Linked DNA regions of Homo sapiens: region 1 is linked to region 2. A link is an interaction called in ENCODE POLR2A ChIA-PET data of the cell type or tissue named here. Cell type or tissue: A673. All regions are shown on one strand.

The links. ChIA-PET counts read pairs that join two places held together with the same protein. Peaks named below come from ENCODE experiments on the same cell type or tissue, not always from the same donor. Only the 100,000 strongest peaks of a DNase experiment are listed, where the experiment ranks them.
Region 1: POLR2A ChIA-PET joins it to region 2 with 11 read pairs; 2 of 35 experiments call an interaction of 5 or more read pairs at or near these places.

The regions. Positions count from the first base shown.
Region 1 is chr6:148,227,974-148,230,473 of GRCh38, reverse strand. It overlaps a transcript of SASH1 not described here. Among named protein-coding and RNA genes, the nearest start is that of SASH1, 110 kb to the left of the region's middle. In A673, no CTCF peak of the experiment used is centred here; no DNase peak of the experiment used is centred here.
Region 2 is chr6:148,529,255-148,531,754 of GRCh38, reverse strand. SASH1 (SAM and SH3 domain containing 1) reads right to left here. Exons shown (of 20, transcript NM_015278.5): 13 at 94-229. Among named protein-coding and RNA genes, the nearest start is that of SASH1, 190 kb to the right of the region's middle. In A673, no CTCF peak of the experiment used is centred here; a DNase peak (open chromatin) is centred at 1,014; H3K27ac peaks cover 1,974 bases.

The DNA of each region.
Region 1 (2,500 bases), 300 kb after region 2:
AGGAGCAGTGGCACCCACCTCTAGTCCCAAATACTTGGGAGGCTGAGGCAGGAGGCTCATCTGAGCCCAGGAGTTGGAGACTAGCCTGGGCTATATAGTGAAACTCAATTTCTGAAAAAAAAAAGAAAAGAAAAAGAAACAAAAATCTCTTATATTGATCAATATTCAAATGTTCGTATTAAGTGTGGTCTATCCATACAATGAGGTATTATTCAGCAATAAAAATGAATGAAACACTGACACAGGATAGAAAATGGATGAGCCTCAAAGAATTGTGGTGCGTGAAAGAATCCAGTCACAAAAGACCACATATCGTGTAATTTCATTTATATAAAATATTCAGAATAGGCAGATCTATAGAGATGGGAAGTAGATTAGTGGTTGCTTAGGGGCTGGGTTAGGGGTGAACAGGAAATGACTACTGATGGTTACTGTGTCTTTTTTATAGATGATAAAAGTGCTGGCCAGGCGTGGTGGCTCATGCCTGTAATCCCAGCACTTTGGGAGGCCGAGGCGGGTGGATTACCTGAGATCAGGAGTTCAAGACCAGCCTGGCTAACATGGCGAAACCCCGTCTCTGCTAAAAATACAAAAATTAGCTGGGTGTAGTGGCATGCACCTGTAATCCGAGCTATCCAGGAGACTGAGACAGGAGAATCGCTTGAACCTGGAGGCAGTAAGCCAAGATCGCACCATTGCATTCCAGCCTAGGCGACAGAGCAAGACTCTGTCTCAAAAAAAAAAAAAAAAAAAAGTGCTCTGACGTTATATTATGGTGTTGGTCGCACAACTTTGTGAATATATGAGAAGTCATGGAATTGTATACTTTCAATGAATAAATTATAAGGCATACAAGTTATATCTCAATAAAGCTGTTTGCTAAATTTGGACGTCACTTTTTTTTTAAACAGCTTTGTTGAGGTATAACTCTGGTGTTATACGTTTAGTATTTGTTTGTTCACCTCTATCATAAGCTATATAAGCTATATGTCTCTTAGGACTGGGATCATTTTTATCAATTGTTACACCTCCACTTCCTTGTATAGTACTTTTTGCCCGAATGTTAATTTAAAAATGTTTGTTGAATGATACATTTTAGGCTAAATGAATACAGTTTGCATCAGCATTAGGGTAGACATGTCACATGTAGTCCACTAACCCTCCCCAAGTCTTTTATGTGAGTTGTTGTTAAGCCAGGGCAATTCTATCCTGTACTTGGGCAGAAATTTCTTGAAAAAAATCAAAGTTAAGAGTTTACATTTATTTTAAAATTTTTATCATGTTAGAACCCATCAGTCATTTTAGCCAGTTAAGTGTTTTTTTTTTTTTTTTTTTTTTTTGAGATGGAGTCTTGCTGTTTTGCCCAGGCTGGAGTGCAGTAGTGCGATCTTGGCTCACTGCAACATCTGCCTCCCAGGTTCAAGTGGTTCTCCTGCCTTAGCCTCCCCAGTAGCTGGGGTGACAGGTATGCACCATGTTGCCCAAGTTTTTGCATTATTTAGTAGAGATGGGGTTTCACCACATTGCCCAGGCTGGTCTTGAACTCTTGACGTCAAGTGATCTGCCCGCCTCGGCCTCCAAAGGTGCTGGGATTACAGGCATGAGCCACTGCGCCCAGCCAAGATTTTCTTGGATTTTTTTCTCTGTCATTAAGTGTAGTCTCTATTTCTACCTGCTTTGTACTACAAACCAATTTAAATAAGCATGCTGTCTTTCTCCATAAAAACATTAAACTGTAGAACAATGTTTTTATGGAGAAAAAGAGCTAAAGTCACATGCTGGTGGAGCATAAAACGCTCACTTGAAGAACACCTTGGTAATGGCTCCAGCTAACTGTACCATGACCTAATCCTGTGGCTGGAACCTCTGGGGAGTCTTATCCACCTCCCCAAATCCATTTGACAAGCTCAGGTCCAATACCACTTCTTTCATGGGCTATTCTCTGATCTTCTCAGAATGTCTATCTTCTATTGAATTTGCCACAATATTTTGTTTGTACTACTCTTGAGACATCCCACACAACCTTGAATTATAATTGCTCACATGGGTGTCTCAGCATTTATTCTAGACCATAAGATACTTAAAAGGAGGAATTGTGATTTCTTTGACAGTTTTGTCTCTTAGAATTTAAGGGTGAGGGTGCTTAATAAGTATTAGAAATAACGGATAAGTAAAATATTCAGTGCTATTAAAAATACTATTAAATCTCAACACCTCCAGGGGTTACATATCTGAAAAAAGATATCATACATATCTATATAAATTCTAAAATAAATTGAAATAGTCCATATCAAAAACCCTGCTGGAGTAGGTAACTCTTCACAATCGACTTCAATTATTCATGATATAATTTTTGCAGGCACATCAAAAATTGTATGTTTAGAGGTTAGAGGATGAATCCTCTTACAGTTTTCAAACCAGTCTGTACTAGCTTGAAATGTAATGTTTCTTGCACTTGAATTTTCCCTGCTTTGTGTCTGCCAGTCTTGGCCCAATGCTT
Region 2 (2,500 bases):
CTTATTCACCTTGAAATTGCCTGAACCTAGTGCTCAGTATATGTCAGATATTAACTCCAAAGAAAATAATCTACAATGACAAACTCGACTTACTCATGGAGCTCTGCCCACTGAGAGAACTGCGAAGACTTTCTACAGAACCCCCGGCCTTGAGCTTGGGCTTGTCCAAGTGTTCGGGGTCGGGCTGTGAAGGCGGAGGGGAGCCAGGCATTCCATCAAGGCCCGAGTCCTGCCATGGGTTTCAACAAAATGAAGAAGTTCATCAGAGTGGACAGGTGTTGTTTTGTAATTCTCAGCGACTTGGCCTTCAACGAAATCAATCAAATCAATCTATACCTATATTTGATTCTATAACCAATATTCTCCTCCTCTTAAACTTACATCCTCGCTTACTTTTAAAGTCGTGGCCAATGTCACTATTTATTAAGCACTCAAATACTATTTCTCATTCTCGAATAGATATTCTTGGAATCTCCAAGAAAAAAAAAATCTGTCTACCACACAGACAAAATACTTAAAGGTTTAGAGACTCAGCATACGCAAAAGCCCAGTAGCAAGGCTGGACTTCAAATGTAGATCAAGTACAATCCATGATTACTAGAATACCTGGAAGTGTAGTCAGAGGATATTTAATCTACTTGGATAGGAAACATGCACTTTTAAAAAAGTGTATTCCTGGAAAAAAAAAATTGGCTAGATTCTTATATTTCTATTTGTACAAATTATTGGCATTGGATAAGGAAACATGAATTTAAAACCCACATATACAGCAAACATACTATTTTCCAGTCTACCATAAAATTTCCATATGTTACTCTAAAGTTTTAGCTTCTTTCACTTTTCTAAAGTGTTGTCAGTAAAAAGCTGGGAAATCTCTTTCACACCAGAATCCTGATGGGAGTGACTCAGCAGTACTTCCTGCATTTTGAGTAGCTAAGTATTATCCTCTCAGCGGCTCCTCATTTGCACATTTGAGTATAGCATGCTTATTTGATTCGTGGTGCTACATCAATAGACGATATCACACTTCAGAAAGTTTGCAGTGAGAATTGTTTACTTGCCAAAATAGAAAAGTCTCTGGCATATTACATATGGCCGCAGCCACACGGGCTCAAAACCAGCTAAAATGAAACCTGCTATTTGCATGCTGCCGAGTCATCAGAAGGGCCTTAACACAGCTCCGCAGGTCCTGCAAACATCTGAGGACATCAGCAACAGCAGCTTCTGATCCAACACACATTAGTGCTTTCAATGTGAGGAAAGTGAGCAAGCGACCTCAAAAACAACAAAGAAAACTAGAGCTGACATTATTAGGAAGTTACTGAAGCTCCAAAGTATGAATTCCTTAAAAAAAAAAAATTCATTCCTCCTTTCTGCGTCATAAAATAAGTAACTTTTTTCCCATTAAAATCTTCTGTAATGCTTCTGAAAAAAGCACGCAGTTTGAAAAACAGCAATAGTAAATGTGGGTCTCTGATATATTTTCAAATGCTTTAAAAAATTATTAATTTATTCATCACATGTTTATGAATTACCTACAATAACAGGCACTAATCCAGGTATTGGGCATATAGCAGCAACGGAGAAAACAAATATCCCTACCATAATGGTTGGTATATTTACTAAAAAGTTTTTTTAAAAAAACACACAAGGTGGGCGCAGTGGCTCATGCCTGTAATCCCAGCACTCTGGGAGGCTGAGGTGGGTGGCTCACGAGGTCAGGAGTTCGAGACCAGCCTGGCCAACGTAGTGAAACCCCATCTCTACTAAAAATACAATAATTAGCCGGGTATGGTGGCACGTGCCTGTAGTCCCAGCTACTCAAGAGGCTGAGGTGGGAGAATCGCTTGAACCCAGGAGGCAGAGGTTGCAGTAAGCCGAGGCCACACCATTGCACTCCAGCCTGGGTGACAGAGTGACACTCCGTCTCAAAACAAAAACAAAAACAAAAAAAAAACAACCACATAAAACCTTCCATTATTTTTGCTTTACAGAAAATTTATAATGATCAGTTGTTTCTTTTATTCCTTAACTTATGTGAAATGGCTGCTTTAAAAAAACAGAACTAAGCACATAAGATTGCTATATGGTAGTAAAATTATTGAAAAATGCCAAAATGACATTAAAATTCTATGCTTCTGATTCATAAAGCAGAAAACCTCTGTGAACGTAAAGCTTAAGAGTTTTAGTGGCTGTTTCAATCTATCTTGGGGAAAAGCAAACTTAATAAAATGCTTTCAATTAGTAGCATGCTCTCACTAGCATGCTGACTGCTTCATTGCTGGGAAGAAATATAGAATCACTATCACTCCGTCACCCACAAGGACAAGAGAATGAAAAGAATAAAGAAAAAAAATCATGGATAAGACATGCTGAAGGCAGTCCAGACATCTATCTCCTGCAGGTCTAACAAGCCACGGTTTCTCAGCCTGAGCACTGATCATTTTGATGGACAGCTCTTTGCTGTGCAGACCGTCCTGTGCATGCTAAGATGTTTGGC